3 separate regions of the Homo sapiens genome follow, and regions 1 and 3 are each linked to region 2. A link is an interaction called in ENCODE POLR2A ChIA-PET data of the cell type or tissue named here. Cell type or tissue: PC-9. All regions are shown on one strand.

The links. Peaks named below come from ENCODE experiments on the same cell type or tissue, not always from the same donor. Only the 100,000 strongest peaks of a DNase experiment are listed, where the experiment ranks them.
Region 1: POLR2A ChIA-PET joins it to region 2 with 5 read pairs; 4 of 35 experiments call an interaction of 5 or more read pairs at or near these places.
Region 3: POLR2A ChIA-PET joins it to region 2 with 5 read pairs; 5 of 35 experiments call an interaction of 5 or more read pairs at or near these places.

Annotation. Positions count from the first base shown.
Region 1 is chr20:25,152,009-25,154,508 of GRCh38, forward strand. No RefSeq gene overlaps it. Among named protein-coding and RNA genes, the nearest start is that of ENTPD6, 42 kb to the right of the region's middle. In PC-9, no CTCF peak of the experiment used is centred here; no DNase peak of the experiment used is centred here.
Region 2 is chr20:25,383,242-25,385,741 of GRCh38, forward strand. All of the region lies in intron 1 of ABHD12 (abhydrolase domain containing 12, lysophospholipase), which reads right to left. Among named protein-coding and RNA genes, the nearest start is that of ABHD12, 6.3 kb to the right of the region's middle. In PC-9, no CTCF peak of the experiment used is centred here; a DNase peak (open chromatin) is centred at 1,560; H3K27ac peaks cover 464 bases.
Region 3 is chr20:25,035,980-25,038,479 of GRCh38, forward strand. The region is part of intron 2 of ACSS1 (acyl-CoA synthetase short chain family member 1); the gene reads right to left. Among named protein-coding and RNA genes, the nearest start is that of ACSS1, 21 kb to the right of the region's middle. RefSeq lists a silencer at 414-708. In PC-9, no CTCF peak of the experiment used is centred here; no DNase peak of the experiment used is centred here.

The DNA of each region.
Region 1 (2,500 bases), 230 kb before region 2:
ATCAGCCTTACATGTGAGAGGGGGACAGAGAAACAGGAGAAACAGGCACTTATGCATTCATGTAGCTCAGTGATTCTACACTTTTACATGAAATAAAATAGACATAGGGCAGAGGAAGCAATCAGATATGCATTTGTATCGGTGAGCAGCAAAATGAACTTGAGTTCTGTCCTTTGTACCACACCTGTGAAGATAAGCCATCAATTTACATTGCCAGGGGGAAATTCAACAGAACTGTTTTAGGGTAAAGATCTTGGGGAACACAAGGAATTTCCTAGTGGGCAAATTGTAAGGGAGGCATGTCGCTTTGTTTTATCTTCATTGCTGTCTTATTTAGGAACGAAACGGGAGGCAGGTTTGCATGATCCAGATTCCAGCTTCACTCTTCTCTTTGGCATTGTGAATTTGGGATCTCAAGATTCATTTTCCTTTCACACAGTCTATCACATTTGTGGTGCATTTCACATGAAGTTGCTGGCATCGGGGTGCTTTGCCTCCAAACACCTCAGCGTGCATACCATTACCAGCCACGTTTATGGGGATTTGGGGGTAAAACGTATATAGAATGTCACATCCACTCAAAAGCTCACCTTCTGTGAGTTTGGAAATGCATACCCCTGTCAAGATGCACAGGATTCATGCCCTCAGAAGCCCAGAGGCCCTTCCCAGTCAATCCTGTCCCACCCCCAACTCACCCCCAGTCCAGCCCCACAGGAAACCACAGTTCATTTTTTTCACCATAGTTATAACTCATTTTTGCTATAATATTTATATCCTAATATACCTGGAACCTCAATAAGTAAAAGTGGTCCAGGGCCCTGTCATCTTCCATGAGGTTCAGAGAGCCTCCTTACTATTCTTTTTATTTTTTTTTTTTTATTTTTGAGATGGAGTCTCACTCTGTCGCCCAGGCTGGGGTGCAGTAGCACGATCTCGGCTCACTGTAGGCTCCACCCACTGGGTTCACACCATTCTCCTGCCTCAGCCTCCCGAATAGCTGGGACTACAGGTGCCCGCCACCGCGCCTGGCTAATTTTTTGTATTTTTAGTAGAGACAGGATTTCACCGTGTTAGCCAAGATGGTCTCGATCTCCTGACCTCATGATCCACCCGCCTCGGCCTCCCAAAGTGCTGGGATTACAGGTGTGAGCCACTGCACCCGGCCCTTTTTTATTTTTTAAATCACCAAATCATCAGTGTGCCCCTCCAGGTATAAGAAGGTGAAGGGCAAATTACAAAACACAAGCTGGCTTTAAGCCCATGAGTCTGCAAGATGTGTTTTTCTTTTCTGCAAACAGGGAATATTAAACCTGGCTGCTTTGCCTGTTCTCATGGGACACTTTAAAATAAGCAAAGGCTGCACTGTACACTTTGTTGGAGAACACAGAGCTCTTTGAATCTTTTGAATTGGAAAGACAACCTGAAAAAAAAAAAACAGAATTAGAGATTGATGTAAAAATCCCATTTTTTAGGCAAAAATCAACAATGGATGCGAAAATTAATGGGTGGAAGGTTGAGTAAGAAGATATTTACATAGTCTCAAAGTATCTCCAATGAGATACTTAGCAATTTCAAAAGGAAATATAGTAACATGGCAGTGGAGAGGCCTGGCAGACGCCTTCTAAACCAGGGATGAATTCCAGCATCATCAGTGATCGGACAAACTCAAACCCACGCCTTCTCACAGGATGCGCAGAACAGGTACATCACTGCGGTGATATTCTTGATGAAACCATGTCATCTGAATCTATCAGATGAACCCCAAATTAAGTGCCATTTAATAAAATAATTTACTCTCAAAAACAGTCAAGGTCGTGGGAAAAAAAGACTGAGGAATTGTTTCAGATTAAAGGACATGAGACGTGACGGCTGATTGCTAGACATGATCAAAGACTTTCTTTTGCTATAAAGGACATTAAAGGGAACAACAGCAAAATCTAATGGAGATACATAAATTATAAAGAGTATTATATCAAGGTGTGTTAATTTCCTAATTTTAATAACTGTACTGTTGTTGTGAAGAGAAGATACTTGTCATTTTTGTAACAGCTTTGCTGAGATATAATTTATATACCATAAAATTCATCCTATTAACAATTTATTCCATGGTTTTAGCATATTCATAGTTATGCAATTATCACTTAGATTGTTTTAGAATATTTTCTTTCCTTCAAAAAGAAAACCATTAGCAGCCATTTAGCCACTGTTCCTTCCTTCCTTCCTCCTTCCAGCCTCTGGCAACCACGAATCTACTTTTTATCTCTGTGGATTTGCCTATTTGAACAGTCCATGTAAATGGAAACATCCAATATGTGGCCTTTGTGTCTGACTTCCCTCACTTAGCAGAATGTCTTCAAGGTTCATCTGGGTTGCGGCATGTCAGAACATCACTCTTGTTGTGGCTGAGTAGTATTCCACTGTGTGGGTCTACCGCCTTGTGTTTATCCATTTATCAGTGGATGGACATTCAGGTTGTGAATAGTGCTTCTATGAACGTTTG
Region 2 (2,500 bases):
ACCTTGGATAAAGTATCTTCTTTGGGTAAAGGAAGAAATAGGTGTGATGACTATGTTCTTTGGCATTTACGTATGAGGGTGATCTGGCTATGAAACCTCCCATGCAGCCCACTGATCTCTGTCAATCCAGCAGATCTGGCCTGTCGGTTGGGAGTTGGAGGATAAAGACTAGGTAACACACAGACCGTGTACATCTCATGACTGCCTTCTCAGGGTCCAAATTAGACCAGTCATGCCTTCAATGCACATTCCCAACAATTCCAGGGCTAATGAAAGGCCCACAAAATCCCTCATTTGGGCTGGGCGCGGTGGCTCACGCCTGTAATCCCAGCACTTTGGGAAGCCGAGGCAGGCGGATCACAAGGTCAGGAGTTCAAGACCAGCCTGGCCAATATGGTGAAACCCCGTCTCTACTAAAAATATAAAAATTAAGGCCGGGCACAGTGGCTCACCCCTGTAATCCCAGTACTTTGGGAGGCCAAGGTGGGCGGATCATGAGGTCAGGAGTTCAAGATCAGCCTGACCAACATGGTGAAACCTCGTCCCTACTAAAAATACAAAAAATTAGCCAGGTATGGTGGCGTGCACCTGTAATCCCAGCTACTCGGGAGGTTGAGGCGGGAGAATCACTTGAACCTGGCACACGGAGGTTGCAGTGAGCCGAGATCACGCCACTGCCCTCCAGCCTGGGCAACAGAGGGAGACTCTTTCTCAAAAAAAAAAAAAAAAAAAAGAAAAAAAAGAAAAAAAATTAGCCGGGCATGGTGGCGGGCGCCCATAGTCCCAGCTACTCAGGAGGCTGAGGCAGGAGAATCGCTTGAATCTGGGAGGCAGAGGTTGCAGTGAGCCGAGATCACGCCACTGCACTCCAGCCTGGGTGACAGAGTGAGACTCTGTCTCAAAAAAAAAAAAAAGAAAAAAAAAAATCACTCATTTGCCCAGTACCTCCTCACACCAGATACCATGCAAAGCAAAACTGATCTAGTTCCTCGTCTCAAGGAGTACAGAGTTGACCTATGAATGAGATAAATATTTACCTTTAAAAATTATCTTTTGGCCCAGAATTTAAAAACAAAAAAAACTGGTTTGGGGTTTTTTTTTTAACCTCCAAAATTGTTCTCATCTGAGTTACTTACCAATGTTAAAAAAGTTGGCAATACTACACACACACACACAAGCACACACACTAAGACAAAAAAAAAACTATATAAACAAACAAAAGGCCGGGTGCACTGGCTCATGCCTGTAATCCCAGCACTTTGGGAGGCTTAGGCGGGTGGATCACTTGAGCTCAGGAGTTCAAGTCCAGCCTGGGCAACATGGCAAAACTCTGTCTCTACAAAAAATACAAAAATTAGCTAGGCATGGTGGTGGGTGCCTGTAGTCCCAGCTACTTGTAAGGCTGAGGTGCGAAGACCATTTGACCCTGAGAGGCAGAGGCTGCAGTGAGCCATGACTGCACTGCAGCACTCCAGTCCGGGTGTAGAGCCAAACCCGATCTCAAACACAAAACAAAACAAACTAAAAAAAACACCAGCTAGTCTTTTCCAGAAAGACTGGACAATCTGGCCACTCTGGGACCACATTCCTGCCAGGCAGCAACAGGACAGGGTGTGGTAGCTGCTGTCCCCTTCAGAAAGAACCTGTTCTCTCCACTTCTCAGCATCCCCCAGAACTAAAAAGAGATATTTTCTTTGATGGAGCACAAAACATGTGTGTGTGTGTATGTGTGTGTGTATATATATTTCCCCACTTCAGTGTATGTATGGATATTAGATATATTACTGACTAGCCTAAATCAGGAGGAAAAAGCAGGCCAGGCGCGGTGGCTCACGCCTGTAATCCCAACACTTTGGGAGGCCAAGGCGGGTGGAACATCTGAGGTTGGGAGTTTGAGACCAGCCTGACCAACATGGAGAAACCCTGTCTCTACTAAAAATACAAAATTAGCTGGGTGTGGTGGCACATACCTGTAATCCCAGCTACTCGGGAGGCGGAGGCAGGAAAATCGCTTGAAACTGGGAGGCGGAGGTTGCAATGAGCCAAGATCATGCCATTGCACTCCAACCTGGACAACAAGAGTGAGACTCAAAAAAAAAAAAAAAAAAAAAAAAGAGGAAAACGGAGGAAAAACCCTAATTACAAAAAACAGGGAAGAAAACTAGGGAAATGGCCATAGCTACAGAGGAGAAAAGGTGAATTAAATTGGTAATTTTATAAGAATACATAAACCACCAAAACTGAAACCAGGACATAGCAAATTCTAAACAGACGTAGAAGACACTGTAGTAGTTACCGAAGTGCTATATTCTGAAACAGCACTGGCTAGGGTGGTGGCTCATGCCTATAATCCCAATACTTTGGGGGACAGAGGTGGAAGGACTGCTTGAGAGAGAAGTTCAAGACCAGCCTAGGCAACGTGGCAAGACCTGCCTGTACCAAAAAATTTAAATAAATAAATAAATAAATAAATAGAAAGGCACCAGGCTTAGACAGTTTT
Region 3 (2,500 bases), 350 kb before region 2:
GGCTACAGTTGCAGGAAACAGTGGCTTCCTCACTACCTGCAGGATCCTCTTATGTAGCACCCTAGTGGGTTTCCAAAGCACGGGGACATGCAGCTTTCTGAGTCACTAAAATGAGTTAGAGTTTTACTTTTAAGTCCAAGAAGAAATATAACACTTGTTGTTCAGGTACTGAGCAGGATATTTAGGTTTGTCTGCAGTGTACTCTGCCGGGTCAAGCTTTTGGTGCAGACGTATGCAAATGATGTGCACAAAAATACAAATGTGGCCTTGTGTTCCTGGTGCTTAACACTAGGAAAACGCTGACTGGCCTTGGGGAAGGAAGAAGACTTATTACCAACTCTTAACATCAATTGGGAATAACTTTTATCCAATGCTAAAGATACAATCTGACTGCAAGTAATTGTGACCAACACGATAACTGCCTGAACTCAGACGGTACAACTGCACCCCTGCCCCCCACCCCCCGCCTCAGAATTTAAAATTAGTCCAAAACAGGAAACAGCTGGAAACAGAGTTCAGAGAAAAGAGAGGAAGAAATACACTGGTATTTATTTTTTCATCTGTCTTTCAATCAGAGCTAGTTTTGTCACGGTTAATATTGAAAGTGTCTTTTCCTCCTAGACATTTCCTGATGAAGGCCCAGGATAAGTAAGTCCTGTGTGTGCTCTCGTGTTTAAGAAATAAACAAATTAAGGCTGGGCATAGTGGCTCACAGCTGTAATCCCAGCATTTTGGGAGGCTGAGGCAGGCAGATCACTTGAGGTCAGGAGTTTAAGACCAGCCTGGCCAACCATAGCAAAACCCTGTGTCTACTAAAAATACAGAAATTAGCCAGGCGTGGTGCTGCATGTCTGAATCCCAGCTACTTGGGAGGCTAAGGCAGGAGAATCGCTTGAACCCAGGAGGTGGAGATTGCAGTGAACTGAGATCCCATCACTGCACTGCAGCCTGGGTGACAGAGCTAGACTCTGTCAAAAAAAAAAAAAGAAGAAGAAGAAAGAAAGAAAAAGAAAGAAAGAAGAAAGAAAGGAAGGAAGGAAGGAAGGAAGGAAAGAAAGAAAGAGGGAAAGAAAGAAATTGAGAATGCATGATTGTTTATTGCTTACAATTATTCTGGCAGTCAGTATTCATGAAATAAACATTAGCTAACAGACTTCTTTGTTGTCCATCAAGTACAAGGTCTGCTTGGGTAGAGATCTGGGTTTTGCTTATTGCCTTCCTCCTGGCATCCACCTAGCTCATATAAGGTACTCAATAAATATTTGTTGAGCAAATGGGCGCAGCAGGTGAGCATGAAGTGGGAAGGACCTCCACCAAGAGCGACACCCACCCTGCAGACACCCTGTGTCCTCCTTCCCCTGAGGGGCTAGGCTGCTGTCACCTTGCATCACGCTGGCATGAAGATGTGCTGCTGCTCTGAGAAGCAAATGGGAAGGACCCCCTCTGAGAAACCAGCCTACAGAAACGTTTCATTTTCTTCTGCCAATAAGGGAAGTAAACCCAGGTAATTGTCTTGATATGTGAAGGCCTCTGACAGACACAAAGCATTTCCTCAGGCTCAGTCACTTCTCTCCAAGCACCGGTGCTGATGGGGGCTGGGGAAGGCCAACTCCATGGTCTAGATCCAAAACTTGAAAGGACATTCCTATGCTGTCTCTAGAATTTGATATTTTCTTCAGCATGCTGTGTCAGGAACATATTCGTAGTAAGAGAAGAAAGGATCAGCCTTAGGGAAGGGAAGCCTGGCGAGGCTGACCCCTTCTCACGCAGGAGGAGCGTGGAAGGCCACGCAAAGCATGGATGGCCAGCTCGCATCTCATGGACCCAGGCCTGGGGAACAGACTCCTTCCCTCCTGGCAGCCTCCTCTGGCCCTGACATTACTGTAGCCACTGACTGTCATTCAATGGTGGTAAGATTTGCTCACTCTGCTGAGAGAACAGAAGACCAGGAAGTCAGCTAGCAGGGCTCATAAACCAAGTATGAAATTTCTCACGTCATTATTTGATGTCATGACCATGACATTTAGCAAAGAGAAGCTGCCGTGAAAACATAAAGTGGCAGCCGCACTTGAACATGAATGGTCCCCTGGGCCAAGGCGGGCCCAGGCACAGCGAGGGCCCCCAGGAGACATGAGCTGAGTTGCTAGTAGTGATGCCAGCTCAGCCAGTAACAAGATCACTAAAGCTATGTGTGTTCTAAATTCCTTATGGAAAGTGAAAGTCTCTTCCCTGAGGTTTTGCTAGACTCTGTGGAAAGCGCTGAACCTGCAAGTTTATCACTCAGGAGTCTCACGGGAGGCCAAACAATGACTGATCAGAGAGCAGGGTTCCCAACACAGCCCCCCACACCACTGGGGCCTGAACTGTCTCATCTGTGAAATGGCCTAATAATAGGACCCACTACCAAGGTGGTCGTGGAGACCAAATATGAAGTTGCAGGCACCTTTGAAGGTGACCTGTAAACAGTGGCCATAATGACTGCAGAAAATACAAGACATGG